Regions from separate parts of the Homo sapiens genome. Here region 2 is linked to region 1. Evidence: chromatin loops called from intact Hi-C (ENCODE). Cell type or tissue: pancreas. All regions are shown on one strand. Each heading gives the region's core, and the rest is flanking DNA. Links, peaks and the distances in the headings are about the cores only. Region 1 has its middle 100 kb from the start of CNKSR3. Region 2 overlaps CNKSR3 (CNKSR family member 3).

Region 1 (16,595 bases), core at 4,004-12,003:
TTCTTTATAAATTACCCAGTCGCAGGTATTCCTTTATAGCAATGCAAGAACACCCTAACGCATCATAAGTATGAACTGAGATAAAGGTAGCTTGCTTAGAACTGGGCTTCATAGGCAGTATGCTCACAGTAGGTGTGAACTCTTAGTGCTGAGGCAGGCAACGCCACAAAAGAAGGACACTTCAAAATTCATCCAGATCTTGGCAATGTCTTGTACCTGATATCTGGTGGTGACTTTGCACCCAAGCAGTTCCTTGTATGTGATCCTGGTTGTGAAAACCTTGGGTTTTGTGTTGTTTTCCAAATGTAGTCCTTCAGCCTTCCAGTTAGTTTTGTGAGCTACTCAGTAACTTTCCAGAACATTCTCTTTCTGCTTTATGCTTGCCTCTATCCATCCAGATGTGTACAATGTGTGACAATCAAATAAATGCCTGACTATTGTGTCAGACTGTTTTATTTCATGTATATATCAGCCTTTTCCTGATAAAAAGCGAGTTAGCTTCTCAACAACAAAGACTCTATCTTACCTTTTGTTTGTATCAGCCATAGAACCTTGGACTGTACTAGGCCCCAAGCCAGCACTGTGCCATGGTCTCCTAGCACCTGGGCTGGCACAGAGGAAGCCCAAGGGCATATCTAAAGACATGTTGGATGAAGAATGAATAAAGTATTCACTGGATATTACCTGACTCAGAGCTGAGACTGCTGAGCTATTGTATCAGCCTTATACCATCCTACCTTGTAACAGACTTCTGGTTAGGTGAGATAGAAATTCCTATATTACTTGTTATTTTTGATTGGGTATTCGGTAATTGTAGCCAACACATCCCGACATTAAGGTGAAACATTGTTTCCCTAGACTCTAACCTTTCTTTCTTGTTATCCATTTACTGCCAAAGAAGTACTTCTTTCCATTTTTTTTTTTTTTGAGAAGGGATATATTCACTGAGTGTGCTCTACAATGTTATCTTGGAAACAAATATTAACTTGCAAAGATTTTGTGTCATTCATCAAAATGAACTCCATCTCCTTTAATTCAGGAGAATCTCTTTTCTGTGTGATGGGCAAACATCACAACACATGGAATAAACGTAGATGAAAAACAAGATGGAGGCAAATGCTTTTATTTTGGAATAGAACCTTTTATAATGATTTTGCATTAGGTTTTGCACTAGTTAATTATCCCATTCATTAAGGGCTAATAAAGTGATTTAAATTATACATTGTCAGAAAGTGAAAATAAATGAAAAAAAATTTTTCTATTTAATTCTGAACTGCCTCAATGGCCTGTTTTTACAGAGGTACTTTAGCTTGAAATAACGGCTTGAATCAACACAGAAGAAGAAATTTGAGCGTGCACAGAAAATCCTTGGAAAGAGTTCTCTCAGAGCTTTTATCTGACCACCAACCTGAAATACTGATCACAAGACAGATCATCTCTCCATGTTGTCTCTCTTCAAGGGGTGTTAAACCGCAGCGCAGCCAGGTTGGAAAAAATTCAGATTTTAATAATATCCAGCTTTAGATGCCATCAGCAAGATGACATTTCCTGGAAAGAACTATGTTATTAAAGTATTATTATTTGGAGTGATTTGCTTGATATGATCAACAAAGAAAAAGTAAATTATCCAAATGGGACTTCTGGCAAGGAACTGCATTCTCATTAAAGGGGAAGTATTAGTGGGCCAGACAATTCAGACACATTTGAATAAACACTAAAGACGAACTTTTTTTTTTTTTTTTTGAGACAAATTCTTGCTCTGTTGCCCAGGCTGGAGTACAGTGGTGCGATCTTGGCTCACTGCGACCTCTGCCTCCTGGGTTTAAGCGATTCTTCTTCCTTAGCCTCCCCGGTAGCTGGGATTACAGGCAAGTGCCACCACACCCAGCTAATTTTTGTATTTTTAGTAGAGACAGGGTTCCACCATGTTGGCCAGGCTTGTCTTGAACTCTTGACCTCAAGTGATCCACCTGCCTCGGCCTCCCGAAGTGCTGGAATTACAGGTGTGAGCCACTGTGCCTGGCCAGAAGATGAACTTAATGTTAGAGAAGAGGAACTGTTCATGGAGACCAAAATAATTTGTAAGGCCAGTAATTCTGGTTTCGCCCACTTAGAAAGAATCAAACCAGGCTGACCTTTGCCAAACTTCTTGGCAGCCTTAGCTAGGGTTTATATTTAAGGAGAATTTAAAAGTCAAAAGAACAGAGTGTATACGATGTCATGTGCTTTATCATCGCCGTCTTTTAGATACTCAGACATAATGGCATAAAATCTGGAGCTCTGGCATTTCAGAAAAATACCAGAAAGTGTGTGTGTTTGTGGTGGAAGGGAAGGCAGACAATTTCAAATTCATTACCAGGGTGTCATCGAGCTTCAAATATACTAAGTTAGAGCTGATAGGCTTTGAATATATTACCAAATCTCATTTTGCCAACGAGAAGAATACAATACAAAAACTTTAACAATGACATTGTTGGGTTAGTTATAAAAGAGGCTATAGATAATTAAACAAAATGTATTCATTTTCATTTTTATAGTTTGGACAATTACTTTTGAAAAATATATAGATGAAAAAACAAGGAAAATTTAAGTTAGGTAAATGAAGTTCTGATACAGTTTCTTGACAAATTCCTGCCAATTGCTCTTGTATTAAATGCCAATATTATTTCCTTAATTATTGTATAAACACAAGATTTCTAAGTCTTAGATGTTCAATGATCTAACTCCAGTAGTATTTGATCCAAATTATAAGTGAAAGACATTAAACCATTTAGAATTACTTGAAGTAGGGTATGAACAGTATTATTGAATAATTATGAAAGTACTGAGATATAACTATTATTTTTTCCTAAAAAAATTATTTTTAGTGGATAAAATAAGATACACTTTATAATCTAATTTAAAAAATACTGATGAATTATATGGCTACTCATCTTCCAGGTTTTTTTATTTTATTTTTTTATCTTTTTTTTTAAATTTTTTTGAGATGGAGTCTCGCTCTGTTGGCCAGGGTGGAGTGCAGTGGCATGATCTTGGCTCACTGCAAGATCCGCCTCCTGGGTTCAAGCAATTATTCTCCTGTCTCAGCCTCCCGAGGAGCTGAGACTATGGGCGCACACCACCACGCCCAGCTAAATTTTTGTATTTTTAATAGAGATGGGGTTTTACCATGTTGGTCAGGCTGGTCTTGAACTCCTGACCTCAGGTGATCCACCTGCCTCAGCCTCCCAAAGTGCTGGTATTAGAGGCGTGAGCCATTGCGCCTGGCCTATCTTCCAGGTTTTATACTAAAAAAATGAACGTCTTGAATTATATTCTTCATCTGCAAAAAAGTGGTAGTTTCACTCAGGAACTTGCTCAAAAAATTAAACTTTATGCCAAAATGCCCCCAAATCTAGCCGAGGAGATGGATCCAAGAGTCACATTTTAACAGAAGGGGTGTGTTATGAATTTACCAATTGGCTATAGGCTGCAGGTGGTGATGGTTGAGTACATGTGAGGTGCAAAGAACCTTTGGCCAATCTTCGAAGTTTCTTTCAAATTTGTGGTGAATAGATTCCAGTGGATTATCAGAAGACAGTCTTTCCTACACTTCTGTGTAAAATTCTTTTTAGAGCAGTCCAAGACACTAAGAAAATTGAATTATGTTTACAGATGTCAACCTCCCTCTGCCTCTCTCTCTTTTTCTCTCTCCCCGGCTCCCTGCCCTGCCTTCCTCTGTCATATTCCCTTCATCCCCCTACACAGGATGGAGTGCCAGGTGATCCTAATTCAGAGTCTCTTTTTTAGCCCTTGGCACAAAACTCTCTGCACCTGGGTTCATTTTTCTTTTAAACAATAACCTACACATAGTCCAGAGTCTTTGACTAATATTTGTTGAGTTGAAATATAAAAACAAATTGTTAAAAATGGGATCTGAGCCTTTAGGGCTGATTCGTTTGCATTTGTTAATGCTGTTTGCAGCGAGTCTTGGCTCTGCTATCGTTAGGTGAGGAGCAGCCTGTCCAGGTTTCAGTAACTGTGGTTGTAGTCCAAGACTGGAGCTCCCGGAAAATCAAAGGGCAGCATGGAAAAGAGAGGTCTGGGAGTTCTTTTTTGCCTGGTTGTTTCGCTTTTGACTGGAACAATGTGTTCTTTCCATAGATGGAAAAAGATTCTGAATTTCAGAATTCACTTGGGGAGTTTTTTAACACCTGCATTAGGAAACATTTATGCATACTCAAGAATTTCCACATTCTTCTGCATTTCTTCACCTCCTATATAAAATATGGTCTCCCACTGGGGCTTTCCCCTGCTCGCTGTGCTGAACTCAAAGCTCAGTTGTTACCTTTATAATGGAATCCTGGGAAAGTTTCCCTTTTCATGAGTGAGGCTCCACCTAGAAGGCGAAAGAATTCACCAAAGCTAGAAGCTGGATGTCGCCATCTAAACTTCTGTGACCATATTTCATTGATTTGGAGGCACACACTTTTTCAAATTATTATTTCCAAAGCTGGGATGTGTGTTTCAATTGGTGGCATCTTACGTTCTATAAAATACAGTATAACAGCCAACAATTTCTGTTAACAGCGATAATTTCATCTCTTTGGAGGTTTCCAAAATCACATTGAGATCCACAGCTATGGAACTCTAAAACGCCTCTCAGTAGCTGTCTTTGTCCTATATACTTAGAGCCCTGTGAATCACTATATGGCTTTCAATCCTCTTAAGATCCTATGACTTGGCTGGGTGCGGTGGCTCACTCCTGTAATCCCAGCACTTTGGGAGGCTGAGGCGAGCAGATCACAAGGTCAGGAGTTCGAGACCAGCCTGACCAACATAGTGAAACCCCATCTCTACTAAAAATACAAAAATTTAGCTGGGCGTGGTGGTGTGCGCCTGTAATTCCAGCTACTCGGGAGGCTGAGGCAGGAGAATCGCTTGAACCTGGGAGGCAGAGGTTGCAGTGAGCCGAGATCGCCTCACTGCACTCTAGCCTGGGTGACAGAGAGAGACTCCATCTCAAAAAAAAAAAAATATTCCTGCAACTTTGGTTAGGATGGTGGTGTATCATTTGAATCAATGAAAGCTGGTTTTTATTTTGTTGTTTGTTTATTTTTGAAGACTAGTTCCTCATTCTTTGCCTGTTACACACAAAACCCACACAAAATAATTATGGTTAATACTTACTTAGTGTGGACTATATAGCAGGCAGTGTTCTAAATATTTGAAATATATTGTTACTGACTCTGCGCAACAACATGAGAAAGTTCCAATTATTATCTCTGTTGAACAGATGCTGAAATGGAAACCTAGAGAGATTAAGTAATCATGTTTAATAATAAGTATTGGAGCAGGGGTTTCAGGCCAAGCAGCCTGGCTCAAGGGCCCATCCTCTTATCATGCATTTATGACAATGTAATTGATAAGCACATAGGCTACAAGGAGACAAACCTCAAGCTAATACCGCCAAGAGCGATTACAGTTGTATTATTATCATGTTATTTGATTTAGTTCTGAGCTCTGAACTTCAGGGATACAATGAAAACTCAATAGAGTTTACTGTCCAGCTGAAAAAAAACCAATATAGAGATGCTCAGAGATAGACAACTGGGCCAGGATGTGAAAGGCAGGATATAGCGGCCATCTTTGTTTTAACTTCTCTATGCTTGAGTATTTTTGTAAATTACCTCACATGTGTCATTGCCTTAACTATCCAACCCTATCATTCCGTTTTCCTCAGACTTGTCTGAAAATAGGTGTTGGCTGTTTTTGAAGGTCGAGGCCAACCTCAAAGAGTAAGGATTTTTCACCACTGAAAAATTTCAAAAGAATATGCTGTGGTCTGTGAAGGTAATTCTAAAAGAAGCTCTCCTACATTTTTAAACAATGGAAAGCTCACTGGAAAAAGCGGATGTTCTCCGGGACTGACCTCTTTAAATGGAGACATGCTCTTTAGATGCTCTAGTCATGGATATTTATTTTTAAATATGGTGTGTTTTATGGTTAGAGTTCATAGATTACTTAAAACAGGATTAACCTCTTAATACATTGCAGAGATGATTAAACTACATGCCTATCCTTTGCTTGCATTCTTCAAGAAAAGTGATGCAATATATTTTCCTTTTGGTTTTGAATCCACAGTTGGTAAGGATATCATTTGGTTTTCTATCCTAAAAGTCTATTTGTATGTCATTATTCTAGATCAAGATTGTGCTATAGAATAGATTCTCCTGACAAAAGGAAAATTCCAACTTATCCCATGAATAAAAAATAGATTCTATTTGAATAATCGAACAACATGCCAATATTTTCCCTTTATTTCTCATTTTACTTTATTAATCTATTGATCTATCAACTAGACTCCCAAAAGGTCAATTAAAATGTCAATATATTTTTGTGTAGTATTGTCATTATTATTTCTTTCTTTCTTTTTTTTTTTTCTCGAGACAAAGTCTCACTCTGTCCCCCAAGCTGGAGTGCAGTGGCATGATCTCAGCTCACTGCAACCTCTGCCTCTTGGGTTCAAGTGATTCTCCTGCCTCAGCTTCCTGAGTAGCTGAGAATACAGACATGTACCACCACGCCCGGCTAATTTTTGTATTTTAAAATTTTGTAATTTTTTGTATTCTAAAATTTTGTAATTTTAGTAGAGATGGGGTTTTGCCATGTTGGCCAGGCTGGTCTTGAACTCCTGACCTCAGGTGATCCGCTCGCTTCGGCCTCCCAAAGTGCTGGGATTACAGGCATGAGCCACCACACCCGTCTGTCATTATTATTTTATACAAATGTTAATCTTGCCCTCCAGGTGCATTCAGAGAGGCAAAGTATTCTTTTGGTACCCAGTAAGGCTCCACTCTTTCCTGTGGGCCACAGTACAGGATTATGGAGATGGAGTTGTGTTGGAATTGACGGTGGCTAGTTGAAGACTGGACTGTGGCCCAAGCTCCTTTCTTCCTATTCCGTAAACCTATATGTTACTCCTACATGTTAAGTGGGTATTCTGGGTTCCAAAAAAATTATGTAAAAGTCACAAAAACATTTTTAAACATTCAACAATCAGCCATTTTGATTCTTGAATTGGGCATTATTTCCAATCAAGTAAATTTTGGCAAAAATTTTTTTAGTTGTGAAATGTTTATTAAATACCCACTATGTAGGCCAGGCATAATAATTGCATTTTATCCTTATTTCTCTGCCTTTGGAGCTTGGATGTTGCTGTGAATCTGAAGAACATTTTAGATTTCCTCACACGTGAACTGGAGGCTAAGGTGGGATGGATAGTGAGCTATTTTTTTTCCATATTAATTTTTAAGTTTTAAAGAATTTAAGTTTTAATCAACTATAACTTTATATGAAAATGCTCCTCATTAGGGTAACCAAAAGCCCAGCTGTTTTAGGCCTGAAGAGAGTGATTTACTTATCTCATGTAAGTGATTTATTGAGAGAGAAGCCTCTACCGAAGTGAGGAAACAGCAAGAGAAGAAGCAAAGACGCGGCTTTTGCGGAAGCCCAAGGGTGGCTCTGCAACGTGCGGGGCGCCCCATACGTGGCCCCCATCCAGCAGGGGGGTTGTGCTCTGCAGCTCCGCCAGGGCCTTGCCGGAGGCACATCACCTCCTGGAGGCAGCAACCTCCCAGGAGCTGAGCACGGTTCTTCCGAGAAGGAGGCAGCTGTGAGCCACCAGCAGCCGCCACTCACCACAGCAGTGGGGTGGAGGCACTGCCTGGTGAAGGAACTGGGCAAGACGCCAACAGTGTCCACAACAGGCTCCAAGGAAGCCGGAGAGGGAGCAATCAGCAGTGATCTCAAAGAAATGAGAAACTGCCATTTGGCTGCCTGTTGACTTCTGGAATTATCCAGTTTAGGTAATAAAGAGACGTTGTTTATTGATTGGGAAAAGTGAATCTGCACATAACTGTGTTTAAAAATCAAGAAGCAAAGGGGACTTGAATACTCTTACCATAGACTTTTGAGAAGTTGAAGTTTATTGCTAATTTAGTAAACCTGAGATCAAGTTGTCCATCTTCTCCTAAACTGCTTTTGGTACCTTTCTGGGGGAAGTGGAGTCTAGTTGAAGATAAAAAAAAAATTCCCAGCAACCAATATCTGTTTTATTAGCAACTGAAAGGAAAATTTTTTTTTCTTTTTAAAAAGTAATGATTTGATTTATTTGATAAAATACCAGAACAACTGCATGCTCATTGGTATCATTCAGAGTTCTAAGAGGTAAAGAAAGACAATCATTTCATCTCTACACACCCTCCTGAGGTTACCACCATTAAGGGTTTAGTATTATTTTACCCATTTCACAATGTGAATATAAACACAGAAAACATACAACATTCTTAGGGCTTCCTTTTCTATTTTTTAATAAAAGAGAGTACTTTTTTTTTTTTAAAGTAGATATATGACATGGTCTGACCCAGGGTTCAGTGAGCAGGCTTTGTGCTTACTCTGCTTTCAAATGATTAAAAATAAAATTCCATGCGTAGGGACACAGAGGTAAGGGTCATAGGATATCACATCTGGTCAAGAGGAAACGTGGCCCTCGGTCAGGGGAAGAGGACTGAAACAGCGGCACTGTGAGGTTGATGCCCTTGACCACAAGATCAGTCTTTAGGGTTTTGAACTACTTAAGATCCTGACTATTTTGAAGTCACTTTGGCAGTGAGCTGACATGTTTTATTTTTATGTTTTGGACCATATCTTTGGCAGGCTATCTGTTGTTCTTCCCTATGACTCTATGCAGAGGCAGCATCAACATTTCCCTTCTTGAAAACAAGCTGGTGTTTTACTTTAGTAGACACTACCCTGAATCCCTGAGTCAAGGAACTGTTTAGAACTGAAAGGGGACCATGCAGATATGGCCACCCCACTCTAGGCCAGTGAGTGTGAGACACGTGCCCTTGTCCACGCAGCACGTCGTTTTGAGGTTCTGATAGCTTGTCCAACCTCCTGGCACTTCACTGGCCCCACTTGTGTTTTACTATTTTACTGATGAGGAAATAGAGGCTCAGAAGTTTGCATAACTCTCCCGAGGTCACACAGTTAGACCGTGGGATGCTCTTGAGTCTGGGTTTGTTTAACTCCAGATGCCATGTGTCTTTCACTGCATCATATCCACCCATAATCCTGTGCCCGGATGTTTTACCAAATGGTGGAAATGACACATCTATCCACATGAAACAACTCTATCCAGATATTGAGTTGAGAGAAACAAAGTGAGTCAAGATTGAAGTGGATATGATTAAAAGAAGGTAGGATTGCAAGCCACTCGATTTGAATTCCAGGGCAGCTATGTGGTCCTAGACAAGTCACCTAACTTCACTGGCCTCAGTCCCTCATTTGGTAATTAAGGGTGTGAGCAATAGAGTAGAAGTTCCAGTGCTAACATTTCTGATTCTGGTTGAGGAAGCTGGAAGGAAAGCCATATGAACTTGGTCTTAAAGGGAGAAGTGAAGGAATGGCTGACGGACAGTCCGGATTGAGGGAGTAAAGTAAGCAAAGGCTCAGAGATGAGTTCAGACACACTATATTCCTGGGACTGTGATAGATCTCATAGCATTTGTTCACAAAGTAAGTTAGTGTGCTTGGATAAAGGGCTAGACCTATGCCAAGTAGGAAGTATTTGGAGACACCTACATACCCCACTCATTGTTGTGGATCTCATATCTATTCCCCACCCTGCCACCCCACCATAAAAGCTTTCTTATTATCCACTCTGAGAAGGTGAATTGGAAGTTTAATAATTCTTAAGAGAAGCTTTTTCTTATTGACAAGGAAAAAGATCTAATGTGGACTAGGGATTTGGGAAACTTGTGCACATGTGCTGAGTCAGGAGGTTTGAGCTTATCTCTCCTACTATCTGGTTGGGTGTCAATTCCATTGAAGCAATAATTATGAAGGGCTGATTACACATATGACGTTATGGCTAAAAGCAGCCCACAGCCTAATGAGTCATGAGCTAAAGGACTGTGAAACTCCTAAGAGCTGTGAGCAGGAGCTATGGGAAGTGAGTGGCTAAACCAGGCCAGAGGCACCGGAGAAGACTTCCCATAGCAAGCGTCATTTGAACTGTACCTTGAAAGAAGGAAAGAGGAAGGAGGGAAAAACAAACCAGATGAAGGGAAGAGCATGAGGAAAAGCACAAAAGCATGACGTGCACAAGGTGATCAGGAAATGACAAGCCCTCTCTGACACTGCAGGATCCGCCACATGGAGGGTTGGAGAAGGCACGTCGTTGAACATGGGCTAAGGTCTCATCCTGGCTCTTCATGTTCTGAGCAAATGTTTCTGAACTGTTAAGGCACGTGAATGGCCACACCATGTCCTGTGGCGTAGCGTGGGATTCTGCAATTGTACCCAGATTGTCGTCACATTATGGTTGCAGGACAGAAAAAATGGAATAAGGCATCTGACTGAAATCAAATGGCAAACTGAGCAGGTTTATTGAGGTTAATGGGCTAAAACACAGAAGGGTGTGGAACCAAGTAGGGAAAGAACTAAAATGTGGTTTTCGTAAACACTTTGGAATAAAATTGTATTGTACAAATAAATTCAGATCCAGTCAGAATCATCAGAGATGATTCAGTAGTTCAGGAAATAAAAAAATCGATTTTTATTATGTTGTTCTATGTTGAAACCTTGTTAATTGGTCTTTAAATTAAAACTAATTAAATGGACACACCCTACTTCAAAAAAGGCACAGTTAAGTGATGGGTGTTTCTTAAAGTGGGTTTAGTACTATTGTTCTTGGACTGGAGGGTGAGGGGTGCCCCCTTATGAAAATAATTTCAATACATACTTAAAAGGTGATTCATTGTTTAAGAGTAGAAGTTTGCACATTTATATTTTTCATCTGAGGGCTCGGAAAATTATGTATTATATGTATCTAGGTTGGTGCTCATTCATTCATCAACCATTTATACCAAGTCCTTACTATCCTTGGTACTTTGCTGGTAGGAGGAAGAAAATTTCTGGGTAGAATACCATGGGGTTGCTTAAGAATCTCAATAAGAAGACCAAACAACCAAGCCGCAGTTTAAAAGTATTATGTAAGCATACGCAAATTTTAATTTTATTAAATATTTACATATGTAAATATTGGAGAAGCTGGGGCAAAAAATCGCACAGTTCCCCGAAATAAAACTCTGAGAGCTATTTTTAGCTCTTCTTTCTTCCTTCATCTGCTCCCAAACCACCCCATCCAACCCCACACTAATTCAATCTGTCACCAGTTCCTACCAAGGTTACCTCTGAAGTGTAATTGATTGGTTATTTTTTCTTCTCTTCTATCTCTGCTTTGGGCCTATTGTCTAACGGGAATTTGGTTACCTGATGAGACATATAAAGCCATTAATCTCCTTATTTGTAGACATTTCTGGGTTTGCATAAAATAGCATTGCTCAGCACAGTTTTACCCACTTTGTTCATCAAAGTATGTACCAAATGGCTTTTGGTCTTTTTCAGTCATATATCCAGATCAATGGTTCTCAAAGTGTTCCCAACATCCCTGGCATCCTTGAAACCTTTTCAGGGGGTCTGTGATGTGAAAATATTTTCATAGTAATAGTAAAACGTTATTTTCCTTGTTTACCTTCATTCTTTAAGAAGTAGAAAGTGGAGTGTTTTAGAAGCTACAGGACATGGGATGTCCTATCTCTGATGGCTAATGGAAAGTGTCCTTAGGCATTCTTGTGTTTTAAATTTGTCTCAAGTTATACTTATAATGTATTAAAAATAGATATAACCCACAACAGTGAAAACTCTCCGGGTTCCCAGTAGTTTTTAAGAGTGTAAAGGGCTCGTGAGAGAAACTGTTAGGATCGTGGGCCTACGTGAATGCCTTCCATAACTGGGCTTCCTTCTTCTCATGCTTCTCTGATCTCACCTTTATTCTGATCATCCTCTACGTGTCATCCACACTGACAACAGAGTCATCTTCCTGAATCTCAGGTCTGGTAGTTGCTATGAGTTTAGAAACTTCCAACAGCTTCATGTTTTTTGTGGTTTTTTTTTTGTTTTTTTTTTTTTTTCCCCACAGAATGATGCCTTAGATCAGCACTGAGATGCTGTCACAGTCTGGCCTAAACCTTCTTTTTTTCCAGTTTCAACTTTCACTACACATCATCTACACTATCCCCTAGACATATGCAGCTGAGGTTGGCCAAAGATAGCAATTCAATGAGTATCCTTTCTTATACCTTCCCAGTTAAGATGAAAAATTCCAGAATCTATAGTCCCAAAGTATAGTGTTTACACCTTTATTTGTCACTTACTATAGTTTGACTAGTGTGATAACTGTGTAGCTCTTCTTCCACCCCTTGAATGTGAGTTCCTTAGGGACAGGACCTTGTCTTTTTATTCTTGCAATACCTCAGACCTAGACAGTGCTAGGCTTATTACATTTAATAAAAACAACTTTATTGAATACATGGTTGAACAAATTATTGCGATAACCAGATTCTATTGTCTACATATGTAAGCATTTTGTAATAGGTATGAATTTAGTTATACAATATTAAGACTGATTTTTGAACCTGTTTTCCTGGTGAGACATATAAGACCATTCATCTCCTTAGCGGTAGACATTTCTGGACTTGTATAAAATAGCATTGCTCAGTGCATTTTTACCCACTTTGTTCATCAAAGTAGGTACTAAATGACTTTGATCTTTTTCAGTCACATATCCAGCCTCAAAGCATTGAGATTTGCCAGCACTGAGATTATGAAAAGGAATATGTCTTATGACTTTGGACTTAATTACAGTTCTGTTCTATCCCATTCAATTCAACAGGCACTTATTGAGCTAGCAGCTCTGTAGGCAGCTCTGCGGATATGGAGACGAATGATACAAGACTCCTGCCTTTGAGAAGCTCACAGGCTAATCTAGAGAACAACGAGATAAACACGTAGACACAGCTCATCATGATAAGGGTAAAAATAGGGAACAAATGCAGGACCAAAAAATGATGAATTCTCTCTCAGGGAGGTGGTGATATGACGGTAAGAAAAGGGTTTTCAGGGAACGTGTCTCTGAAGATAGGATTTTATGGAGGAATTGGAATTTCTTAGATGGATGAGGAATGGGAGTAGAAGGGGGAAGGTTTCCAGCAAGAAGACATTTGTCTCGAGGAAAGTGGTTTAGAGGAAACAGTTGGAGGCCTCGATCACGAAGGTCTCATTTTACATGTCTGGATCTGATCCTGTAAGTGCTAAAAAATTTTAAGTGAACAATTCTAAAATTATCTAGAGTAGTAACATCAGGGTTGAATGAAGTGTGTGCCTGCCAGGAGTACTAATTTGGAAGGCTTACACTGATTTGAGTATACGAGCTCTGATATATTTATTTTGAAAATCAGTTTGTTTATTTTTTATTTTCTGTATTTTTAATGGACCATTAATAATTGTGCAGTTACAGCATTTTAGACCACATTTCATACAACAGATATCTTTTTAAAAGCTAATTTCTTACTTATGGCTTTCACTTAATTTTACAGATATTTATTGATCATCTACTATGTGTCAGACACCTTTTCTGTGAACTTGGGAAACACCAGTGAACAAAACAGACAAAGATCCCTGCCCCCATGCATCACACATTCTAGTTTTCTTACTCTATAGTCCCTTCTTGAGGGTTTGTGTGAAGAAACTGCCCAGATATTAGGATGGGAAAGATGCTAGTGAAGTTAAAGCATAGTGACTTCTCTTCCCTTTCTTATTAAGAAAACCTTGAAAGGTGCATTTGCAGGTGGATAGGTGAGGAAAAGGACATATTGTGGCAATGGGTTACAATGGGTTACGACAGAAAACCCTTGCTTTTTCTCTTGACCCGTTTACCAGTGATTTAAAAATTGGAAGTCTTTAGGCCGGGCCCAGTAGCTCACACCTGTAATCCCAGTATTTTGGGAGGTCGAGGTGGGCAGATCACTTGAGGTCAGGAGTCCAAGACCAGCCTGGCCAACATGGTGAAACCCCATCTCTACTAGAAAAAAAAAAATTTAGCCGAGTGTGGTGGCACACGCCTGTAGTCCCAGCTACTTGGGAGGCTGAGATGAAAGGATTGCTTGAACCCAGGAGGCAGAGGTTGCAGTGAGTTGAGATCATGGCATTGCACTCTACCCTGGGTGACAGAAGAGAGCACATACCTCCCGCCCCACCTAAAAAAAAGTCTATATTTTTTAGAACAATTTGAGATTCACAGGAAAATTGAGAAGAAAGTACAGAGAATTCCCATTTACCCTCAACTGGTTTTCCCTATTATTAACATCTTACATGAGTATGCATATTTGTCACAGTTAATAAACCAATATCCATTATATTAGCTAAAGTCCATACTTTATTTAGATTTCATAAGTTTTCCCCTGATGTCCTTTTTCTGTCCCAGGTTCCCACATTACACTTAATCGTGCCTCTTAAGCTCCTTTTGGCTGTGACAGTTTCTCAGGCTTTCCTTATTTGGGGGAGTTTTGAGTAGTACTGTTGAAGTATATTGTAGAATGTCCTTCAGTTGAGATTTTCCTCATGTTTTTCTTATGATTGGACTGGGGTTACGGGTTTTTTGGGAGGAAGGCCACAGACGTGGAGTACCATTCTCATCAAATCATATACAGCGTACAGACTACCAAATGACTTAACACTGTCGATGTTGACCTTGATCACCTGGCAGAGGGGCCGTTGGTCGGGTTTCTCCACTGTGGAGTTACCCCACACCCGCTTTCCATACTCTGCTCTTTGGAAAGAAGTCACTATGGGCAGCCCACATTTAGGTAAAGAGTTTGCTTCACCTCCTCGATAGTATCTACATAAATTACTTTGAATTCATTTGCATAGGAGATTTGTCTCTTCTCCTTCATTTGTTTATTTATCACTGGTGACTTTTTACTGTTTCCATGAATCAAGTACTCAAAAGACATATTCACTGAGGGCTTACTATAAGAAGGCATTAGTAGTACATTGTTACTGAGCAATATTTTGTTTTATTTTTTTCAGAGACAGTTCACTTAAAAATGAAGAACTTGGATTTCTTGTCCCACCTCTGACACTACGAGGAGGCTTCAGACAATTAATTTCACGCCCAAGCCTCAGTTTCCTCTTCTGGAAAATTAGATGATGGAAAGGAATGAATTCTGACATTTTTTCCAGCATTGAAATTGTAGGGTTATATAATATATTCATAGAATAGGCTTCAAATAGTCTACAAAAGGAAATTATTAATATCTGTAGTGGGCAGGCCCAACTCAGTGAAATCTGTGTTTCAAATCTTCCTTCTCATTGCCTCAGGAAATGTATATTTTGTCTGCCATATTATTTTCTTATGACTCAGAGTTAAAATATATATACCCAATGAAAATATCAAGTGGATGAAGTTAACCTTGTTAGTAGCATATAATATTTTATGACAAAGAAAAAAATGCCAGACCATCTGCAAATGACTGTTTTATGGATTTAATAGAAACCACCACTTATGGAAAAAGCACCATGGAATAAAAACAAAACAAAGGAATTTGAAATCTGTTCTAACACCAAATGGAGGTGGTATGGCCATGACATGTGGGCTCTTCCTCACTGCCATCTCTGTTGGGAAAAAGAAATACGAAAAAGTGAAAAAAGCAGAGGAAACCTGGGGGATGAAAAGCATGGTTTAGACTCGAGAGAAAAACATATAAACATTCATTTCTTGCTTCTTCTGAAGCTCCTCTTTGGCCTAAAGAAAGGAGGCCCCAAGGAGGAGGTCTCAGTGTTGAGTGCCGGTTGGCACTTGGCTTTACTTTACGGAAAAGGCAAAGTAACTTTTTTTCTACTCTTGCCCTTTGCAAACTTCATCAGGCTTTTCTGGGCAGCTGGAGTCTCTCTTTTCACTGATGAATGTCTTTTAATGCATTTCTTGCAAATAGCATTTAGTGGATGTTCTTGCCAGTGGTTTCTGGGAAGATTTACTCTAGTCAACTCAATAGTTGTCAAGGCAAATTATAGTTCAATATAATTCAAAGAACAGAGCGCCATGACAATCCCTGCCTCTACGCCCCCTTTCCATTGCCAGCTGTCCCACCTGGGACAGGTCAGTTACCCTCCCTTGGCTGCGGTTGCCTCTGCGGTAACATTTTTCCTGCCTGTTCTGAAAAGAACGACACAGATGACCTCTTGAGGTCCCTTCCATGCCTGTGTTTCCTGGGGAACAGGTCCAAAGTAGCAAAAGTTGGGACTGAGGTGATGCAGCCAGTGTCAAATTGTCGCAAAGTGCCTGTGACATGCAGAGTGCTTTACTATGCATTATGGAGGAGAGGTAAGTAAAATAGACTCTCCAGGAACTTACACCTTGGTCAAAAATAAACAATAACTCAAAGCAGCCTAGAAGAGGTCTGTGGCAGGAGGACAAGCACTCAGGGAGCTCAGAAAGCCCTTCTGCCCCCTCTCCTGAAGGCCCAGCCTCTCTGCTCTGTCTGGAAGGGGATTGGAAGCCAAGGAAGGATGGGGGAGAAGGCAAGGAAGGAGATGGAGCTGGGAGGAGCACTGAAGGGTGCATATTTTCCATCTAGCAACGATTGTGGGGGCCCAGAAAAGTGACTCCAACCCCCTACACCAGGGTAGAAACTGGAGGTCAGGCTTTTCTC
Region 2 (16,595 bases), core at 5,541-13,540, 110 kb after region 1:
GCAACCGGAGCTGAAACTTTGCAACCCGAGCGCGCACGCTCTGCGCTCGGCCCTGCCAGGGCGGCACGGGAGGGCGGCGCAGGAGGTGGGACCTGCGCCGGGAAGGCTCCGGGACGCCAGCGCACGCGGAGCGGGGACCCCGGAGAGCCAGCAGGCGAGAAGACCGGCCGAGGGAGAGCCGATCGCGCCTCGAGAGATCCGAGGAAGTGGTCGCGGGCCGGGAGGCTCCCGTGCCGAGCCGAGGCCAGGGGTCTGGGGTCGCAGCCCGGCGTGCCTGCAGCTGCCGTCGCTCGGGAGCAGCAGCTGTGCCCGGGATCCCGGCGGCGGCGGGGGAAGGAGGAGCTGCAGCTGGACTGTGGCAGCTGGAGGGAGAGGGCCGGGCTCCCCTGGCGGAGCCGCGCTGGGACGACTGGCTGACCGCGGCCATGCAGTCTTGACGGAGTCGCTCGGGCGCAGGGGAGCAGCCGCGGGCGCGCCCTCCCGGGAAGGGGCACCGGAGCGCAGGCAGCAGCACTTTATCTGCGACTCTCCAGCCCAGCGAGAGGCGAAGCGGTTTACCATGGAACCCGTGACCAAGTGGAGCCCCAAACAAGTGGTGGACTGGACTAGAGGTGCGCGGGCCTTGGGGGGGTCCGGAGTCCTCCAGCCTCGGGGATGGGGCGGACGAGGAGCTGGGGAAGAGGGTACTTGGCCCTTCCTCCCGGCGAGAAGCGGTGAGGGCACAGCCCGGTGACAATGCAAACTTCTGCCGAGTGGCCTGTGCGCTCCTATCTCTCGTACCTGCTCCGAGCTCTTCCTTTCCAGGGTGCGGATTGTGGCAAGCCGAGGGGAGCCCTATCTTTAAACCAGGGAGTAGGGGTGGCCTTTCTGTGGCGGTTGAGGGCTGGGGATGCCGATCTCGGGACTCGGCACTCGGGCCGGGGGGCGCTCTCCCTGCCTGGCCCCGGTGCGGTGCCCGGCGACCCGGGGGCCCGAGTGCAGAGGCACAAGGTGCCTTTGTGTGGGTGACTCCCGCGGGACCTCGTCCATGCCGCCTGCCCAGAGCCGTCCGCAGGCGTGACAGGGCTGTCGGACAGGTAGAGGGAGACTCCGGCGGGTCCGCCGAGCCTGTCTGTTTTTGTTGGAGAAGGCGAGAGGGCCGCGCAAAAGCCAACACCATAGCATTTGCGCCAGGGAGAAACCTCGAGCCAGGACTCCCCGGGAGGCAGTGACTTTTGCTCCGGGAGGCGCCAGTATCCCCGGTGGCGCTGCATTTTCAGGCCACATGTAAGCACTGGGAAGGAGAAATATAATTGTTTGGAACCACTGTCTTGATTCATACAATATTTGGGATGAGGAAGGCAGTGGGGCTGGGGCGGTGGGGGGGTGGTGGGGGGAATGAGCAGAGGTAGAAGCTTGTCCTCCTAGCTGGCTCGCTTACTTTTCAATGTCTCCTACGATTTCGAGGGAAAGGTACTAGAGTTTACTCAACCCTTTTCTGTACTTTCAAGAGAACAAAGTCCACCAAGAACAATCTGTATTTTCATGGTTTCCCCCCACCCCCAACGACATCTCTGTTTCAAGTTACTATTTGTTTTTCTATCTGCTCTTCCAGGTGAGGAATGGTGTTCTTTCTCAGTAATAACTAGAATTGTGTAGCGCTTTACAGTTTGCTAAGAGCTCTCTCTGTTATTGTCCTTGGTCATCACAGTAAGCCTGTGAGGTAGGTAATACTGGTAAGACCAGGTCGTCTTTCAAACCGTCCCACCCATGGCTGCAGCATAATGAAAACTGATCACCGCTACATCTCATTTCTCACGCCTGTGACTTACACATAGACCACGTGGAATAGGATGTCCGAGGTGTGTGGGGTGTGTCAGTGGGTATGTCTGACCATTTCCTGCTCCTCTGGGAGAACTCCTTGAGAACGGGTTTGTCAAGTGAGCAGAATTTCCTGGACTCCTATATAAAATGAAGCTAAAAACAACACATGTTTCTGCCTTGGTGACTAGGTTTCCCTTGGTAAAGAGTAAGTGGCATTGCCAGTACTTGGTAGGAAGCATGAGCTTAAAAGCCATCCATGCCCACGCTAGCTTGAAATGAGGTGTGTTCCTCCATTCAAGATGCTGCCAAATTCCCTAGGCTGGCAGCTTCCTGAAACTGAGTTGATATGTATTTTATCTGTATGTCCCTCATAGAGCCAACTTGAGACACTGCAAATTTCAGCTACTGTTGACTTCTAGAGCCGCTCTGTCCAACTTAGTAACCAGTACCACTTGTGGCTCTGCAGCCCTTGAAATGTGGCTGGTTAGAATTGCAATGTGCTGTAAGTCTAAAATACACATGGCATTTGAAGACTTGGTATGAAAAAAAAGAACATGAAATATCTTAATACTTTTTATTACATGTGGAAATGATAGTATTTTGATACGTTAGGTTAAATAAAATATATTACTAAAATAAGCTTCACCTGTTTATTTTTACCTTCTTACATATGTCTCCTAGAAAATCTAAAATAACACAGGGCTCACATTTGTGGCTTCCATTATATTTCTATTGGACAGTTCTGCTGTAGCAGAAAGAAAGGGTTACATCTTATCACCCTGGCTTTTCTGAGCCTCTGCCAGCTTAGTTGATAATGTACAATCAGAAAAATGGTAACAGGCGCACAGGAAGATTATGGAGTGAGATCTTCACACCCTCAAGATTTGTGTCTGGTTTTGTTGTTGTTGTTGTTGTTGTTTTTGTCCCTCTTGGGATTGGAAAAGGAGAAGCGTAAAATCACATCCTGTTATGTTTGTTGAGTATTTAAAAGGGAAAGTAGATTAAAACGTTTTTGTTAGCCAGTTGCCTTGACGTTATCAGTTAGTTGAGTTACTTTCATCTAGGAAAAGTTTTCTCCTGACCTGAAAGAACATCTATGGCTGGCTCAATACCTACGATACTTACTAGGTTACATACCTGTGGTTGGCACTTGACTACGTTATACAAAATGCCTGTGCCCTTTTGGACCCTGAAATACAGCTTAGTAGAAAGACCTGGATACGTTCTGTGTTCGAATCTAAAAAAGATGGCTAAGATGATAAGAGGCTGCAATCTTCCAAGTTGCGTGACCCATTACTTGAATATTTCTCATAATAATGATGCTCAAGTATTGACTTTTTAATGAACTATCGACTTACAAAAGCTCGTCTGCTTATAGGACTATTTTTAGTGCTCTTTGCTAATCTCTTTACCCAACCTTTATTTTATAAATACATGCTACTGATAAGCAGCTCTTCATGTAGACTTTGCTACTCTTGGTATTGCATGAATCTGGGTAGGGCGATTATGAGAACCATAGAAGGCCTTAGATTTAAAACTGTCTAAACCTGGCCACAGTCGACAGCTGGATCTCACCTCCTTGTTATTTGACAGATGTGTGCCTTAGGAAAGAAGTTCTTGTCTACAGAATGAATTAACCTGTCTGGCTTTTATTATTAATGTTTAGCTACACTGTCACCAATTTTACCGTAATGTTAGTGGATCCTCAGTAATTATTAAGCAGTGTGTCAGGCACATGTCTAAGCATTGTACAAATATCAGCTCATTTAATAGGCACCACCACCTTTGAGGTAGGAACAGTTATTTCCATTTTGCAGTTGAGGAAACCGAGTCACACACAGATTGACCGATGTCACCCAGCAGAGCAGGTGGTTTGGCTTCACTCCACTCCATTTTCTCAGGAGTTTCTTCCCAAGGCCACATCTAGACCACACCGACAATCTTTACATTTATGAATAGAACTTCAGGATTCGGTCTGAATAGCATATGGTAGCGGAGGAGTCTCATCCAGTATATGTCTGTGTTATTCTCTATCTTTAGTTCATGTCAGAAAGTTATTTGTAAGTCAAATTAATTCCTAGTTCATGGCGCCTTGCCAGTCAGTTCAGTAAAGGCCTTTGCAAAGCAAATGATCTTTTACAACGTGTAGGGTTAGCCGCACATAACAGAAAACCCAGTGGGTTAACCAAATTGGGGTTCCATGGCGCTGCCATCTTGTTCAGCCATTCGTAGCACATGGCGTAGGGTATGGCCTGGCACATGGTGTTCATTTTCATACTTAATGCTTCAGTGCAAGGTGGCGGCTCCTGCATGATTGTCTTCCTATTCCAGGCAGAAGGGAGTCTCATGGAAGACAGAAGACAGGTAGCAGCCAAGTCTTCCCCTTTAAAGAGTTCTTTGAAAAACTGTCAAGTGACCTGGTTTACATCTCAGGTGCCAGAAATGTCACATGGCCACCTCATGCAGCAGGGAAGGCTGGTTGCTGTAATTTCTTTCTTTTTCCTTCTTTTGTTTCTTTTCTTCTTTCTCTTTCCTCCCTCCCTCACTACCTCCTTCCTCCCCTTTCCTCTCTTTTCCTTTCTTTTCCTTTTCATTTCTTCTTCCTTTTTTGCTTTTTCCCTTCCTTTCTTTTTTTTTAAGTTTGGTACATTGTGGCCCTGAAAAAAACTTGGAGTTTGGTCAGAAAGGAAAAAGGGGAGAATAGATATTGGTAGGCAGGCAACAGGGATTTACATGCACTGATTTTCATAGCTCAGTTCTCAGAGTACACATGTGCCACATTCCCTACTTATATCCAGCCCTGTTTTAGAAAAAGCATTATATCTTCATTCCTGTCCAACCTTCTTAGGTCAAAATCTGAACTTATATGAGGTCCTTTTCTCTAAGCTTGATTTAAATATGAGAAATTTCATTGTCAAATGCAGCTACCACAAGTCGTTTTTCTGCTTTAAAAAGGCCACTGGGGAGTGCCTTCGACGAGGAAGACGTGGGACTGGTTGTCCCAGCAGAACTGTCCTAGCCTTGGCTGTTGATCAGCCTCGAGTGGGTAGGCTCTCAACAATTGTGTAGTTGGCCAGGCGCGGTGGCTCACGCCTGTAATCCCAGCACTTTGGGAGGCCGAGGTGGGCGGATCACAAGGTCAGGAGATCGAGACCATCCTGACCAACATGGTGAAACCCCATCTCTACTAAAAAATACAAAAAAAATTAGCCGGGTGTGGTGGTGGGCGCCTGTAGTCCCAGCTACTCGGGAGGCTGAGGCAGGAGAATGGCATGAACCCGGGAGGCGGAGGCTGCAGTGAGCCGAGATCGTGCCACTGCACTCCAGCCTAGGCGACAGAGTGAGACTCTGTCTCAAAAAAAAAAAAAAAAAAATAATAATAATAATAAAATTGTGTAGTTGAGTCAGCACATCTCTAAAACCCACCTTTGGTCCCAGGACAGAAGTCTCTCTGGCCAGCTTCTGGTGCTGCTAGTGTTGGTAGCAGTCCCCATCACCAACCAAGAGAAAAGGGGGCTTTCTTGCTCAAGGTCTAAGCCACGGGACTTGCTCTTTCCCTGTCGTGTCTATTTGTTTATGACACATAGCAGTCTTAAGGTGCTTGACTATTTGGCCATGGAAAGTCTGGAATTTCCAAGTTAACTACAGAGATCTGATACATCACAGGTCAACTGCAATGTACTACCTTGCACTGTTAGGCCCTTCCTGCCACCGTCCAGACAGAGGCAGTTCTTTCTGTTACCTTGATTCCAGTTTAGGTTATACCTTCTCTTTTAGTCTCTGTGGTCCCTGGGAAAGGGAGGCCTTTTTGTTTTAGCAGCCGTAGGTCTACCATTTGGCCATAGTTCAGAAAAGCTCTTCATTCCACCCTCTCCTTGGTTCCATTCACTCTCCTGCACTCCAGTGATAAAATTCTCTTAATAACAGAAAAACATTGATTGATGCACTTATTATCTTGGCAGACGCTGTTCTAAGTGTTTATTTAGGCTCTCTCATTATAAAACTTCTTTACTTATTATTTTTTAATACAGAGATGGGGTCTCACTCTGTTGCCCAGGCTGATCTTGTCCTGAGCTCAAGTGATCCTCCCACCTCGGCCTCCCAGAGTGCTGGGATTACAAATGTGAGACATTGCACCTGTCCAGCCTCTTTGATTTCATCCTTAGAAAACCCAGTGAGGTGTTTGAATAATTTCCAGCCCATATTAAAGAAACTGAAGCAGAGAGAGAATTTGCTCAGGGTCCCCTAATTAGTAGTTGTGGTCTCCTTGGGGCTCTCCTGTACTCCATCACTTTGTCACTTTGATTACTTGTACCAGGGGGTGGAGCTGAATGGTTCAGAGCATGGGCTCTGGAGCCGGACTCAGTTTGTATCCCAGTTCTGCTTTTGACTGTGTGATCTTATGTAAGCTCTCCATACATTTCTACTCCTTGTTTTTATTGCTTTCTCTCTTCCTTTTTCCTATAGCTCCAGGACACAAACTGTTTTCTCTGAGCAGTGAAGTCTTTCATAAGGTGTATTCTTATCATCCAGGGGCACCTGTCAGTGTCAAAGAGATTTCTCTGCCGTTTACCAGCTGGTCAGAGGATCCGGGGCAGAACTTGCAGCTGATCAGGAAGGTTCTTGATTAGCGGAGTGATAAATGCCTCTTGCAAATTTCGTGAGCTTTCCTTGGGTAAATTAGTTTGAGCCATATTTCCTCACTTTTAAAAAATAGTACCTGGGCTTGCAGTGAGCATGGCATAGGATGGTTTTTGCTGTCAACTGTTGGCCCCTGTCTGGTACCTGGTCTGTGACCAGCAACTTCAGCATCACCTGGGAGCTTGTTAGAGATGCAGAAGCTTGGGCCTGCCGAATCAGAATCTGCATTTTAATAAGATCCCCTGGCGATTCGTGCACCCATCACAATTAGAGAAGCACTGTTCTAGCACGTAGCTGCAAATGTGTTTTCAAACTTTGCTAGAGTCCTGCTATTGTAGTATTGGGCTATCTGGTCTGGTATGTACTCCAGCTGTTTTATTTACATTCTGGAATGATGACACTTAATTTGAGAAGGCTTGTCTTTGCCACTAATTAAAGTAAAAAACCAGTCTTACGGTGTGTGCTTATATTTATAAGCACCACCTAGCAACAGCATCAGGCAATTCTTAGCAAAATAAGTGAGACATTTCCCTTGAGATTTCTTCCTTATTCCTTGAAGAGTTCTTATAACAGCCTTTTTTTTTTTTTTAAATAAGAGGCAGGGTCTTGCTCTCTTGCCCAGGTTAGAAAGCAGTGGTACGATCATAGCTCATTTTAGCCTCAAACTCCAGGGCTTGAGGCTTGAGTGATCATCCTGTGTCATCCTCCCAAGTAGCTGGGACCACAGGCACATGCCACTACACCTGGCTAATTAAAAAAAAAATCTTTGTAGAGATGGGTCTTGTGGTATTGCCCAGGCTGGTCTGGAACTCCTGGTCTGCAGTGATCCTCCCGGCTCGGTCTCCCAAAGTGTTGGAATTACAGATGGGAGCCACCATGCTCAGGACCAACCCCTGCCCCCCTTTAAAAAAAAATCTTTAACACAAGTAGTAAGAAGGGAGTTGTGGGGTGGTCAGTGGTCACTGTGGTTGAAGTTTGTTCTCAGGATCCTCAGTAGGACCTAGGAGGATGAGATGGGCTTTTGGCTAGTCACACTATCCTATAGTTGGTGACCACACGGGGTTTACCACACTTAACTGACTTTTGGTGGAGATTTTATTGTTGATGGGAAATGACACCAAATGTCATTTCAGGAATAAATAACCATGGCAGTTCTAAAAACTTGGCACAAATATATGAGTTGCGCTGAGACTGGGGTAGCTCCATCCTTTATCCATGGAGATTGGCAAGTGACAACTCCTGCTCCGGCTCCTTCGTGCATTCCCCTTATTGTGAGGAAGCGAGAGGGGCCCTCCCGTCTGTGTCCCCATGCCTGTGTCACTGCCTCTCTTTTCACCCAGCGTGTTGTCTTCTAGCTCCCGGACCTGAGCGTTCTTGCCTTGCTTTCTCTCTTTCCTCTCATTTATGCTATTTCTGGCGTGTCATCACTGGCTTACCCATTATGTAAGCTTTAAGTGAAAAAATCAGATGTTATTTTCATGAGCTCTGAGGGCACTTCTGCATTTGTTCTCATTTGACTCTTCTGAAGCCTGGAGATGCACAGGAAGGCAGTTTCCACTGCAGATGAGCAGCATGGAGGAGGCTTTTGGAAGTGAAATGAATTGTCCAAGGTCCAGAGGTGAGGAGCTGGGACCAGGCCTCACAGGCTTCTGTTCTGTGGTCCTGTCCCGTCCCTGGTTTCTGCTCTATCCAGGTGGTGCCTTCTAGTTCCTTCCTAACCAACAAGTGTGGGAGGCTGGGTGTGGTGGCTCACGCCTGTAATCCCAGCACTTTGGGAGGCCGAGGTGGGTGGATCACCTGAGGTCAGGAGTTTGAGACCAGCCTGGCCAACATGGTGAAACCCCGTCTCTACTAAAAAAAAAAAAAAAAAATTAGCTGGGCATGGTGGTGGGCACCTGTAATCCCAGCTACTCAGGAGACTGAGGCAGGAGAATCTCTTGAACCCGGGAGGCAGAGGTTGCAGTGAGCTGAGATCGTGCCACTGCACTCCAACCTGGGCGACAAGAGCAAAACTCCATCTCAAAAAAAAAAAAAGAAGAAATATAGGGAAAGCCCTTTGCATAACGTATGGCATATGTGTGGAATTAAAAGAGGAAATACAGGGAAAGCCCCTTGCATAACGTATGGCGTATGTGTTTACCCACTTATTATTCATGATCAATAATAACTCAAGTTAACTGGTGGTGTAATTGGGATATTTTTATTTAAATGTTTAATATTGTTGTGGCTGATTGTCACCCTTCATGTGCTTATTAATAATTTATGACAATTCCATTCACCCTTTTGTTGTTATACAGGAGGTAAGTTAAATCAAGTCCGTCTTCGGTCTTCTCATTGTTTCCTTGGACGCTTTCCCCCTGTTCTTAGGGGAATCTTCTCGGTTTTAGGTATTGTTCTAAGTGCTGGGAATCCATAGTCCCGGCTTTAGTGTGGTAGATGTGTGGGTGACAAACGCCACCACCAACCACAAAACAGATGATAAGAAAATTTCTACTGATAAGCATAAATCAGAAAATAAAGCAGAGAGGTGAAGGAGAGGGACTGGGTGGGGGACTCCTTTGGATGACGTCATCAGAAAGCCTTTCAGAGGTGACATTTAGGCATGAATGGTAGGAAGGAACCAGCCATCAGAAAATTAGGGAGAAGGGCATTCTAGGAGAGGGAATAACTCATGCAAAGGCCCTGAGGTGCGAACCGGCTTGGAGAGTTTGAGAAAAGGAAGTTGTGGTGGGGTCATGAGAGCGAGGGTGGGGGTGATGGGTGAAGAGCAGGTGAGAGAGACACACAGAGGCCAGATCATGTAGGTTCTTACAAGTCGTGGTCAGGGAGGTGCAATTTTTTATTTTTATTTTTTAATAGTTACGGTGGAAAGCAGAGAGTGACAGTATTTGATCTGTGTGTTGAAAGATCAGTCAGGGTTTTTGAGCAGAAATGAATTCAGGAAATCCAGCTGGAAGGCATTGCAGTATTCTGGAGGCGATGGTGTCTTGGATTCAGGTGTTGGCAGTTTCAGCCTTTGTGAAGCCAAGTTCTAGTTACAGTTGGGTCATTGACAGCTTCCAATCTCAGTAATGTAAACATTATATTTGAAGTTGGGATGTCTGCTCATTCTTTCCCCTCCTGCCAGGGCTAAGGTAGATGCTCTCCTCTGCCCCTGGCTCCTCTCTGGCCAAGTATGATGGTCATTTAGAATAGAGAGCGCCCTCTGTCTTTCTGCCTTGTTCACATCATTGTTATTTTCTGGCACTTTTTGCTGCGGCTAGTTTCTGAAGCTGTTTATTCATCTATGAATAGAGTTTTTGTGAAATTGGACTTAGCCTACTTTGTTTTCTTTGACATCAAATGGCTGATTGAACATTTTTAAACCTGGGATCAGAAGGGCAAATATGGTTGTTTATTAAAGCAAAGCAGTTCCTTAGAATGCGAATCAATAAGATGTAGAAATTAGAAAGCTTTCTATGTGAAAACTTTTAAAGTATTTGAGTAAAGAAACTGGTGTATCTGACTTAAAATATTTTGCCCTACTGAAAGACTATCCTAATGTTTGCTTTAGAAACTATAGCTCCCATACTTTTGGTGGAATAGATGGCATTTTGAGAAATTTTCAACAAGAGCTGGGCAGTTTTAAACACATAATATATCACTTCTCCATAGAGGGGAGGGAGTGGGAGAGGGAACTTAAGGAGGGAGGCTGATAATAAAATAACCTGGAAGCCTTAACCCCTTGCTCACACCCAGCTGTGAGTCCCCCAAAAGGAGACAGTCTGTCAGCTCCATCAGAGGAAAACCCCTACGTGCTTTCTATCAGAAAAGGCGGCGATTATGATAATCTGAATCATGCTTTCCTGAGGATAACCTTTTAGTGAAAGGAAGCATTCTATTTCCTATTTTCAGAGATTTGTGGAAAGGGGAAATTCAGTGCTTTGGGATTGGGAGTGGATGTGTGTGTGTGTGTGTGTGTGTGTGTGTGTGTTTCTAATTTTACTTACATATGCATTAATTGAACAATTTTGCATGTTCTCACAGTAATTTTATATTACATTGTCTTCAGGAGAATCAAGTCAAAATACTAGTTGGAATATGATCTTTGAAATAGAGGAAAACTAGCTTAATATGTAGGGTGGATCAGACTTCATGTAACACCTGTTAAAGTTGTCAGCACCATCTTAACAGAGATACCAACTGGAGTCTTAAACTAACCATGAGCAGATGACACAACTGTGGGTGGCATTTAGGAAACGACTCTGTACACTAAAGCCTTAAATTGTTACTAATAAGTATTTAAAAAAACATAAATACTCTTTGCTATTAAGATGCCTGGAGACACATGGTTTGAAGTGGTTTGATTCTAAGCACCCCAGGCCAATTTGAAGAATTTTACATAAAGCTGATTAAAGAAAAACCCTTCCTGGAGCTGGAGAAATTCTTCATTCTTACTTGGATCAAATCAGAGATGGACAGGCCGGGCATAGTGGCTCACGCCTATGATCCCAGCACTTCGGGAGGCTGAGACAGGAGGATGGCTTGAGCCCAGGAGTTCGAGATCAACTTGGGCAACATAGTGAGACCCTGTGTCTACCAAAAGAACCCCCCACATTAAAAAAACCCGGTAGAGATTGGCACCGTGGAATAGAGAAACTTAATGAGTGTTTAAACCAAGCTTTTCAAGAGACCGTTTCCCAGGCACATACATGCGGGGCGTCTCAACATCCTGTCACCATTGTTCTTGAACTCACTTCTTCAACACCAGCCTCACCTGGGAACATAGACATGTAAATTCCTGGGCCTCACCCCAGACCTGCAGAATCAGAAACTCTGGGGGTGGGATCCAGGAAGCTAACAGACTCCTCAGGGAATTCTGGTACAGGATAAAATGGGAGAATCAGGGGTCTACACCACTCATGTGGACTCTATGGAAATAGGTGACATAAGCCAGACTCTTCCTCATAATGCCTGTCCACAGTTTTTTGCTAATACATAATAACTGATTAAGAAAGACAATGTTTCCAGTAAGGACAGTGGTGACATATTTAAGTAGATGAGTAATGAACCTTGGCTTGTAAGTGTCCTTTCTGCAGAATAGGGAGGGAAGAGTTAAAGCTGGTATCCCCTCGGGCTCTTAGCCACCTGTTAAACCCCAGGCCCAGGGCATCCTTCCGTCCTGTCCCTGTGAGTGCTCAGCCCAGGAACACACAGAAGGGGCATGTTTCATGGGTCCGAAAGGACCTGTTTAGCTTTCATGTGGAATTTCCAGACCTGACTCGAATAGGGGAGCAGAATGTAACCCCCTCCCCTCCATTGCGAGAAAATAGTTGAGCTTCCTCACTTAGCACTCAGGTTTTGGCTTTGAACAAAGCATGGAGATGAGAAGTGAGGGAAAGAAAAATCAGAAAAGAGCAATACTGAGTCACAAACATGTTGCATTTCAAAGCAAAAAGCTCTTTTGTCTTAGTAGGTGGGCGTTGTGAACGTTGAATCAGTGTAGATGGAATTTGAACCTGTACTTTTGGCAAAACCCATGAGAGTCCAGAATAAAAAAGACACTGCAGAAGTGAACACCAAAGACCAGGAATGGCCCTGAGACTTGTAACAGGAATCACACTGAGACTTGTAACAGGAATTGCAAACACGGTTGCCTATAGGGGCCAGGAGGCAATGTCAGAAGTTGCAGTGTGGGGGCGTGACAGTAGGGAGTGGTGGAGACTGTGGCAAACCCAAAGCCATGTGTTGTCTGGTTTCTGCTGATTGTGGATGTGAAGTTTCCAGAGCTTCTGATTTTTGTCATTTTTTTGTTCTTGTCAAATGAAGCTGTAAATCTGGGTTTCTATGTGACATTTCCCAGTGTTCACAAAATTGTCTATAGCTTTTTTTTTTTTGACGTAGACCAAACAAAACATATCTATGGACCAGTTTGCAATTTCCTCTGTGGACAGCCATGGTCAGGTGTTAATTGTCCAGTGAGAAGCGCACCTGTAAGATGTGAATAAAATTGGCTGCATAGTAATTAATCAGCTATTCAGTAAACTTTTTTAATGTATAATTTGTTTTTCCTATTTACCTAATTCCGTTATTCCTAAAATTGCAACATGTAATTCCATGCAGGTATTATTTAGCCAGAAACACTCATGCCCTGATGTATTCAGCAAACCACTGAATAGTTACTCTTCAGGGTAAAAACAGGAATTCGGCTTCTCTTGGTTGAGTTTACCTCCCCATAGTGGCTATATAATATTGGCCTCTGATGGGAGCTGTTTGTGTTTGCACAGAAAGTTTTCACATATCACCTAAAATAGGGAGTGTGCCCCCATCTCTGTGCTGGTTAGTGGGGTCCTACGTAAATTAGTAAGTTATCTGTTGACTCAAGGTTCTTTCCATCTTCAAGGTGCTCTGCATCGGGAAATGAAGCAAACAAGAAACACCAGCTTCAGTTCTTAATCCAGAATGGCACTCACCCCAAAACACAATTCACAAAACTTCTTAAACACAGGAGAATATTGTAGTCTTTCAGTTTGCGTTGTAAGTATACAGGCTATAGAGATACATAAGTGTATATACACACATATACAGATAAACATACCATACATATTTATTGTGAATGACATTTTGATAAACCTTCATTAGATTTTTATTTCAACCATTAGCTCCCTTTCTAAAAGCTAAAACCAAAAAAGTACAAATTTCCTTTTTTGTACCAATTACTCTGCTTTATGCTAGGGACAGCCAGGTGAGTTAGGTGTAAATGAAATCCGTGTCCGGAAGCTGGCAATTTAGTAGGGAGGCAGCAGTGAGCAGCTGACATGTATAGCATTTCTCTCTCTCTCTCTCTTTCTCTCGTTTTTGAGACAGGGTCTTCCTCTGTCACCCAGGCTGGAGTGCAGTGGCATATTCAGGGCTCACTGCAGCTTTGACCTCCGGGGCTCAAGAGATCCTCCTGCCTCAGCCTCCTAAGTAGCAGGAACCACAGGCATGCATCACCACACCTGGCTAATTTTTTTTTTTTGAACTTTAGTAGAAACGAGGTCTCATTATGTTTCCGTTTCCCAGGCTGGTTTCAAATTCCTGAGCTCAAAACGATCCTCCTGCCTCAGCCTCCCAAAGTGCCGGGATTGCAGGAGTGAGCCACCGCGCCTGGCCTTTATCACGATTCTTTAAGGGCCAGGCTCTTGCTAAGGCTTCCCATGCATTATCTCATTTCGCCTTCACAATGCTTATTTGATATCGGGTGCTTTTATCATCTTCATCTTAGAGTTAAGGAAACCAAACCCTGATGTGTCTGAGCTTGCGTAGATAGCAAATAGGGTTTGAATCAAGAGGCATTAGAGCCTGACGTCTCCCCTAGAGGCACTTAGGTGGGTAAGTTTGGCCTGATAAAAGGTTTTGAGGATGAGGGAAAAACATTTACATCATTAGCATTATGAATCGCATTGATCTACTTAATTTTAACCTGTAATCTTACCACTCAAAATTCTAGAGAATAGTGTATCTACTTCTTTTCTCTTTTTAATATATGATTGGGCTCTTGTAAATGGGACAAGGTGGATTTTAAAATATATTTAATGGGGACTATTTGACCTTTGGGTAGTCCCTTCATGTTTTTAGGTTCTAATGCTCTCATACATTAAAATTCTGAGATGATATGACTGTATATTTAAAAAAGACAAGAAGGAAATACATCAAAATGCCCACATTGGTTATCTATAGAGGATAGAATGAAAGATGGCTTTATTCTCTTGTTTGCTCTTATTAAAGCAATCAGATGGTGCTTCTCCTGTACTCAGAGCCCTGGCTGCTTCCTGCCTGGCCTCTCCTGCGGGCTGCTGTGGAACCAGAAAAGCCTTAAACGGAAATGTGGGAGAGAAGGTTGGATTCACTTTCATGTCTTTCCAGGGTTGTGACCCCTCAAGTCCTGGTTGCCTTTGCTGTTCTCTATTACCTTCAAACAGCCAGCTCGTCTTTATTTCTTTTTTAGTTTTGTCGGGGTTGGCTTGATAGATGTTAGTCCATCATAGCCAGATGTGTCTAGCCTTGTCTTTTGAATGCAAGATTTAGGATGTGGGTACTTAGCTGTTAGTGGACATCAGAGTCACTAGTCAGGATGAAAGAGTTCTTGGCTTTAACTCCCAGAAATTCTGGTAACGTCATGTATAGTGACGGCCGCATGTCTAACAGGTGGCCAGGTAAGTCTTTTGGGGTGGTCTGTGAATCACAGTTTGGGAGACATTGACTTTTAGGGAGTTTGTTCTGAATTCACTAGATAATAGAGATATAATACAGAGCTTTGAAAGCTGGTGTCTTGATGACAGAGCCGTGGCAATGGGGAGGGTTGAGGAGGTGGCTGTTGGGCCTGTCTCCTGGTGAGAGTTGAAAGGGCCTGAACTCAAGCAGAGGCCTCAGAACCGAAAGGTGGTGGAAGGATGCAGCAAGAGGCGCCACACAGGAGTACTCTGCGCCCTGGCAGGGTCTGAATACACGTGGGAGTGGTGAGAGGGAGAACTTTAAGTCCAGGTTTTGTGCCTCAGTGACTTAGTGTGGCCATATCATTAGAAATGTGTTGAGGCCGGGCACAGTGGCTCATGTCTGTAATCCCAGCACTTTGAGAGGCTGAGGCAGGAGGATGGCTTGAGGCCAGGAGTTTAAAACCAGCCTGGACAACATAGTGAGAGCCTGTCTCTACAAAAAAAAAAAAATGTTAAAATGAGTGGGTGTGGTTGTGCACACCTATAGTCCCAGTTACTTGAGAGGTTGAGGCAGGAGGATTGTTTGAGCCTAGGAGTTCGAGGCTACAGTGAGCTATGATCACACCACTGCATTACAGTTTGGGTGACAGAAAAGCCCAAAAGCTATCTCTCTCTTAAAAAAAAAAAAAAAAAAAAGTGTTGAATTCTGGGAAGGAGCTGCTATGTGGGTTTAAGAGTGAGCACAATTTACAGATACCAATCTCAAAAGCTGTTCTAGTTTGTAGATGATACATCTTCCTTGATACCAACAAAGATACTTCCATGATTCAAACATTTAAGAAAATGCAGTGCCCTCTCTTATTACAGCATTCTAATTGTGTCATGTTGTAATGAGGTGCAAATATCATGCAGCCTGGCACGCGAAATGTGTTAGAATAGGGCAGTGTTAGTTAAAATTCAGGTCCTCAAGCTTGAGTGTGAAATGATGCAATGTACATGAATATGACACCCGGAATTATTTCTGTACAATGCAGCCTAAGTCATCGACTACAAAATAAAATCAGAGGATTAGAGACCTACAGGACAGCATGTCAATGGAGATCTAAAATCAGTGCTGATCAATGCAAAATGCATCTTGGCATAATCCCTGAAGTCTTGGCCAGTGCTTGGAGAGATAAGCAGTTCTGGCTAACATAACTGGCTGCAGTTGGTGTTTGGGTGGGTGAGCCACTTCCCTGGGACTTGTGCCTCCTTAGGGTTGCCAAGGCAAGAGGGTGAATAGAATACTGACAGGGGAGGAACGGGGGTGTGTAGGGCTCTTCAAGGTTTGGTGCTGAAGGAAGAGGGTGGCAGAGGGTGGAAGGGTGGCCTGTTTTCTTATTCATCATTGGCCCAATAAGCCCTTAGAAGTAGAGGTGATTTCTTCTATGCCTTCTCTCAGGTTAGGTTAATAAATCCTTTACTTAATAGGATTAGCTATAAAATGGTAGATTGTTTTTCTTATAAATTATTTTTCTTATATTTACCTTTCTCCGTGTTCTGTTTCCTTGACAGTTCTATTAAAACTTGCTAATTTCTCATGTCTGATTTTAAAATTAAAACAAACCCCATTGATACAGTTTGGCTGTGTCCCCAACCAAATCTCATCTTGAGTTGTAGTTCCCATAATCCCCACGTGTCATGGGAGGGCCCTGGTGAGAGGTTATTGAATCATGGGGACAGTTTCCCCTATGCTATTCTCATGATAGTGAGTGAGTTCTCATAAGATCTGATGGTTTTATAAGGGGCGTCCCCCTTCACTTGCCTCTTATTCTTCTTCTTGACCTAATATGAAGAAGGATGTGTTTGCTTCCTCTTCCACCACGATTGTAAGTTTCCTGAGGCCTCCCCAGCCATGTGGAACTGCGAATCAATTAAACCTCTTTCCTTTATAAATTGCCCAGTCTCAGGTATGTTGTCATAGCAGTGTGAGAA

Evidence for each region. Peaks named below come from ENCODE experiments on the same cell type or tissue, not always from the same donor. Only the 100,000 strongest peaks of a DNase experiment are listed, where the experiment ranks them.
Region 2: it touches region 1 in a loop (2.2-fold over the local background); 10 of 110 quality-filtered maps call a loop at or near these places.

Annotation. Positions count from the first base shown.
Region 1 is chr6:154,606,838-154,623,432 of GRCh38, reverse strand. No RefSeq gene overlaps it. Among named protein-coding and RNA genes, the nearest start is that of CNKSR3, 100 kb to the right of the region's middle. RefSeq lists enhancers at 5,503-5,672, 7,565-8,071. In pancreas, for the core only: no CTCF peak of the experiment used is centred there; a DNase peak (open chromatin) is centred at 7,682; H3K4me3 peaks cover 383 bases; H3K27ac peaks cover 3,680 bases.
Region 2 is chr6:154,494,079-154,510,673 of GRCh38, reverse strand. It overlaps CNKSR3 (CNKSR family member 3), which reads left to right. Exons shown (of 13, transcript NM_173515.4): 1 at 1-611. The coding sequence starts at 560. Among named protein-coding and RNA genes, the nearest start is that of CNKSR3, 8.3 kb to the left of the region's middle. In pancreas, for the core only: a CTCF peak has its summit at 9,656; no DNase peak of the experiment used is centred there.